Regions from separate parts of the Homo sapiens genome. Here region 2 is linked to region 1. The links are chromatin loops, found by intact Hi-C in ENCODE. Cell type or tissue: Caco-2. All regions are shown on one strand. Links, peaks and the distances in the headings refer to the core of each region. The heading gives the core; the rest is flanking DNA.

What was found. A loop is a pair of places that touch in the nucleus more often than their neighbours do. Peaks named below come from ENCODE experiments on the same cell type or tissue, not always from the same donor. Only the 100,000 strongest peaks of a DNase experiment are listed, where the experiment ranks them.
Region 2: it touches region 1 in a loop (3-fold over the local background); 1 of 110 quality-filtered maps calls a loop at or near these places.

The regions. Positions count from the first base shown.
Region 1 is chrX:66,201,969-66,204,892 of GRCh38, reverse strand. HEPH (hephaestin) reads right to left here. Exons shown (of 21, transcript NM_001367233.3): 13 at 1,316-1,529. Among named protein-coding and RNA genes, the nearest start is that of HEPH, 39 kb to the right of the region's middle. In Caco-2, for the core only: no CTCF peak of the experiment used is centred there; a DNase peak (open chromatin) is centred at 1,572.
Region 2 is chrX:66,265,830-66,268,753 of GRCh38, reverse strand. It overlaps HEPH (hephaestin), which reads right to left. Exons shown (of 21, transcript NM_001367233.3): 21 at 1,365-2,314. The coding sequence ends at 2,082. Among named protein-coding and RNA genes, the nearest start is that of HEPH, 100 kb to the right of the region's middle. In Caco-2, for the core only: no CTCF peak of the experiment used is centred there; no DNase peak of the experiment used is centred there.

The sequences.
Region 1 (2,924 bases), core at 201-2,700:
CTACCTGAATGCTAGCAACTAATATTATATTTTTAAAAAACTGATGTAAATATCTCTTTTCCTTTTTCTTTTTTTTAAATTATAAGATCTTGTTAGAAGTATCTCACTGGGTTCTGATCAGAAACAAGTGAGAGGAACTAAATAAATAACTGATTTCTACATAAAGTCAAATTTTATTCTCAGTAGTTGCTGATAATTCAATTGTGGCTTAAATTAGTGTTTTCAAAGTCAGTATCAATTAGTAACATATTTTCCTTTTAGCATGTATATAGACAGAGGTGATAGATGGAATCTTCAAAAAAATGTCCAGCCCAGTTATCTGCTTCTGTTTACAGAAAACTTAGCATACATTCCATGGATTTTTGTTTTCATAATTGTATGTCTATCTGAACATCAAAAATCAAGAATTAAAAATAAAGTAAAATTTTTAGATGTTTAGCAGGAAGACTTCAACCTTCAACGAACAACGCAAAGAGTAAAAATTGCTAAAGTGTAGTGACAGCACCAAAAACAAAGTAGTGGAGACTGCTAATTTGTATCTCCATTTCCGTTCTCTCCTTCTTTTTTAGTAATAGAATCACCTAACTTTTAGCTGAGCACATGGCTGACTAATTAGAGATTACATCTTTTAGACTCTTTTTGCAGCCAATTATGGCCATAAGAATTAGTTCAGAACAACAGAGTATAAGAAAAAGTGATATATACAATTTCCATGCTGTGTCCTTATAGACAATGCTGCTTGCCCTGGACTTCTTTCTTTCTTTCTTCATGATAGCCGGGAATAGCTACAACTGGAACAGACATCTTGGCCCCAGAAAGGAAAGCAAGTGCTGAGGATGATAGGGTTCACCTGCCAGCCCTGAATTGCTCATATTTGTATTATTATGTGAATAAGAAATAAAATTCTATCATATTTAAATCACTCTGTTTTAGACATTTTCTGCTACATAGCTTAGTCTGTACCTTAATAAATGCAATGCCATTTTGTCAAGGGACAGCTGAGCTTGAGACATTCAATCCCTTGAGTAAATCCTGTAAAATTTAAGTCCCAGGGTAAATACTTCCAGCTAACTGAAAGAAGAGAGACAAAGATTAAGAGGGTGAAGGTGTGGGCAAGCTTTATTCCCTCCCTATATCAATATGGAAGCAGCAGTGAGCTAGAATTCATAAGAGCTGCATTATAGCCCCATCTCCCAAATCTGTTGGTATCACATTAGGAGACCTGAGATAAGAGTCTCCTCATCTCAGAATTTCAGTATTCTCATTTGCAAAATGTTTTTCTAAAAGTGTAATCTCTCCATTTATGAAGCCTTACCTGTCCTTCTCAGACTGGTTGTGCCATTCCCGTTCCCAGCTCCGGTCAGGGCAATAGTCCCACTCTACTTCTTCTGCCATGATATAGTAGATTCTTGCAGCTTGGTAGCGTTGGCGAGGGGTGGCTTGGTGGCCAGGACACTGGGAGACATTATAGATTGCCCTCATCCCTGCTTCTCGATGGCTGCCTGCCTGGCAATAAATCTCAAATGTCCCTGAGGGAGGATCAGAGAGAAAAATCTGACTCAGAACATCCCTGGGTAGTGCCTGGGGGATTTCCTGCCTTTCCCTAGGCATACTGCAGAAAAGAGTTAGTTTCAGATAGTCTCAGATAAGGCTCTTGCCTTAACTACACATAGATAAAAGAGTATTTAAAGTTTATTGAGAGTAATGGGCTCAAAGGTTAAGAGCTCCGGCTCCAAAGCTACATACACTGGGTTTATTAAAACTAAACTCTGCCGCTAGAATAACCAACTTCTTCCAGGGTGTTTCTAGTTTTAGCACTGTAAGTCCCATATTCCTAGAAACCCCTCAGTACTAGGCAAACTGCCATGGTTGGTAACCCTATCTTTCATTTATTATATATAAATCATATATATATACATATATAAAAATATATTATGTGTGTGTGTGTGTGTGTATATATATATATATATATATATATATGCACACATAAAACCTTGTGGCAATTGCTAAACCTCTGTGTTTTTCAGTTCCCTCATCAGTAAAATGAGGATTATTTTACTTTATTTGGTTGTTTTACAATTAAACACAATAATTTGTGAACAGTGCTTAGTATAGAACATATTCAATGTTCAGTTAAGTGATGCTATAAATAAGTAAATATAGCTGTAATAATTCTTATTCCAAGAAAAACATTGATGAGTTGTCTCCTATCAAGTACCAAAGAAATAAAGTAGACTTCAATAGTTAGGTAAAAAGAAAGAGAATGTCTTGATTGCAGAGGGATGCTTACCTAAGACAGCTTTAGAAGGTCCTTCACTCATTTTTTACAATGGAATGTGCAGGTAACAGTCTTAAATGTCTGTGTTGTGAAGTTGCCTGGACCAGATCTTAAGCTCCAAATTTCTAACTCAAGGATACTCAAACTCAATGTCGATCAAAAGAAGCTAAATTTCTTAGAACATTACTCTCATTGTTTCCTTACTTTGCTGCTCAGTGCTTATCCCATCACTACAAACTCTTCTTCCTGGCTTTCAAAGCCTTCTATGAGTTGGCACCAAACTACCAATCCAGTTCCACCTCCCACACATTGTCTCAAACTCAACTAGCACTCCAACTACATGGAACTCTGACTGTTTCTCTCACACATCTCATTCATTCCTACCTTGAAATCTTCATTCATTTTGTTATCCTCTTTCTGGAACTTACCTGCCCACCCCACCCCCAAGTATCTATGAGAGTCCACTCATTATCCAAGACTCAATTCATGTTTCTTTTCCAGAAAGCCCTCCCTGACTATTTTGGCCCAAATAGAGTTCTACATTCTTCACTTCTCCACCTCTAATGCACTTTATATCTAAACCACATGTTAAAGGGCTAAGTGCCCCTCTCTTTTAAAATGATCCCTTCTACTAGTTTATAAACAC
Region 2 (2,924 bases), core at 312-2,811, 64 kb before region 1:
CATTTCTTTCTTAAATACATGGGCTCTGAGTTTCTATTCCTTGACCTGGAGCAGGATTACAAAATAAGAAGAAATGCATTCCATCTCATCTACCTCTCCTAGTCTCTTAGAGTTATAACTGAGACCAAGCTAAGAACCTCCTAGTTGCATGTAAATTATAACCATTAATTGACTGGAATTCCTAGCATGTACTTGGTCTTCATTAACATTCATGTTAACTGCAGGCCAAAACAGTTCTGCTGCTGTTAAATCATTGATTCTGCAATGGCCTAAACACTAACTCTTGGATAACTAGCCATCTAAATCCCCCTTCCACCCACACTTTATTTCTGAGATTCTCAGTAAAGCTCTCCAGAAACCCATTGACCATGGAAAAACAAGAGGAATCATAGCTTCTGGATTGTGTTTTCTCCTCCAAACTTATATCGTAACTGAACACCAGCTCTGTGAGTTTCTACATTTTATCTTCAAGAGATTGCTACCTAGACAGACAGATTGCTGGACAGACAGAAAAGTTGGAATCAATATGGGTAAGGTGGATGGAGATTAGTGGATGTTTCCATGATATATGAGGATGAAATAGGTATTTGGAGTCAAACAGATGAATACATGAATCCCTGCTCAACTTCTACCTGAGGGATCTTGGATGAAGTTACTTAATGTCCATAAGCTTTTGTTCACTCAAATGTATAAATGGATAACATTACTCAAATGTAAAATGACTTGCCCTGAGGTAATCCAAACGCAATCAAGAATTAAAATGCTTTTTAAAGTGTAAAACAGTACATAGTTATCATCTTTTCTCTCCTTGATACCTCTTCTGTTCTCCACTTGCCATGTGGTACAATATTATGGATATTGCAGTGGGGTGGGCCATCTTACCCAATCTAAAATTTATCACTTATCTGTGCTCTCTAACCAATATTTGGCTCAAATTTGCATGTAACAAAGGAATATTGCTGTAAAATACCAGAAAGAATGACTCCATCCTATAAGGAAGCCCCCAAAGTTGCAACTAGACCTTTCACACCACCACTGCCAAAAAGGCCCCATAAGATATGGTCCTACTTCCCCTGGCCCACTGGACAGGTTTGAGTCTCGTCTCAGACTTCTATTTCCCTCTGGCAAATTTTCTTGACACTCAGAAAATTTTTGTCATTTATGCGACAGCTCCTTTTCTAGGGTGGTACCCAGCACTCTTTGATGCTTCCTCTGGAACAGCTTCCTCATCTCTAAAACAAAAACTTGTAGGTTCTACAAAGGCTAGACAAATACATACTATACTCACTCACCCCCTAAGTATTTTCTGTTTCAATCACAGTGACAGAAGCCACAGAGACTGTCAAAAATCACCAAATTCAGTCTTTCAGTGTTCTAACAAGTACTTTAATGGATAGGGTTTGCTGTCTAAAACATGAAGAGGTAACTCAACATTCCTTTCAGTGCCACAGGTTAAGAACTTGGAGAACTGGCTTTCCTGAGGAGCTTCTAGCTCCAGAGGTTGTACATGCTCATGGCAGCAACAACCCATTGACCACTTCTTCAAAGTAGTTCACTGCCAAGGAGAATCAAAATTCAATTTGGATTCCCAATACTCAGCCTACCTTCAATTTCCCATCAAGCCTATATTCTTAGCCTTTAGTTTAAGTGTGGGTTATCTTAACAGCTCACTTGGCCTCAGTTCAAAGTGAAATTTCCTGAGTCCTTGAAAGAAGTAGAAACCCAATCAATGAGTTTTTCTCTTGGTCTCTACTTTGTGAGAAGGATACATTTCTAGAAATTTCAATACCTTCCAAGTGTCAGAAGGAAATATAATGTAGCTGTTGAAATTTGCGATGTAGGATAATAAGGTACTCCCTTAGTGCCAGGTGCCCACGTAGAGCAAAGAAACTAAAGAAAAAGTGAAATCATATTATTTCCATGTAAAATAAATAAAGAAAGAAATATCCAGATAAGCTTGATTGCTCCTTCTGCTTCTCCACCACCCATGCCCCTTTGAGTGTGGGGTTAGTGACTAGTCCATGGCCTGCTGGGAGTGCACTACAGATGTGCTTCCTGAGGATATCTCCAGGCTCCAGATGTTACTGTTTGAAAGACAGAAGCTTGAAGCTGTCATCCAGGATGGACCTCCTATTGCGTCGTAGCTTTCTCTGTCGATGTTGGTACCAAACCACTCCACCAAGAGCCAGAACAACGAGCAGAAGGGTGACACTAATGGCAACCAAAACAGAGGCCAGCATCTCAACATTCTTTATGGGGATCTGCATGCCCAGCATCTTCACATTGCCTTCTTCAATGTCTCTGGGGGGCACTGCTGAAATGGAGAAAAAAAAAATGGGCATCCTGGGATGGGGAGTACTCTAAAAGGTAACTATCTATAGTCATCACCTGAAAAAAACAAGTCAATCCAAATAGGACAGGAGGCCTGTCCTTATCCTTCACAAAACTAGCTGATGAAGACAGATTTAGAGGTTAGAGAATCAAGAAAACATGATGTAACAGCTATAAGGGTCCTTGAGAATCACTGAGGCCCCAGTCCATTCATGGAAAGAGCTAAGACTCAGATTGGGAAGGCCCTTGATACATGTTCTCAAATATCTAAAGGACTGTGATATAAAAAAAAAAGATGAATTTGACTTGTTCTGTATGGCTTCAGAGGGTAGAATTGGAGGCAATAAGGGAAACTTCAGAAAGAAATTTGACTCAGTCATCCAGCTTATCAATAGCAATTTTGACAATTAAACCATGACAAGAACCTGCTACTAGGCTGTCCAGTCTTACCTCTTTGGGTCATGTTAACGCTGATGTCACATAGACCTTTCCAAGAGAAATATCTGATTGTTAGTTCTTGGCATACACACTTTTGATGATTCCCAATTAGCCTACAGAGAAAAGCTCAGACTTTTAAACCAGACATTCCAACT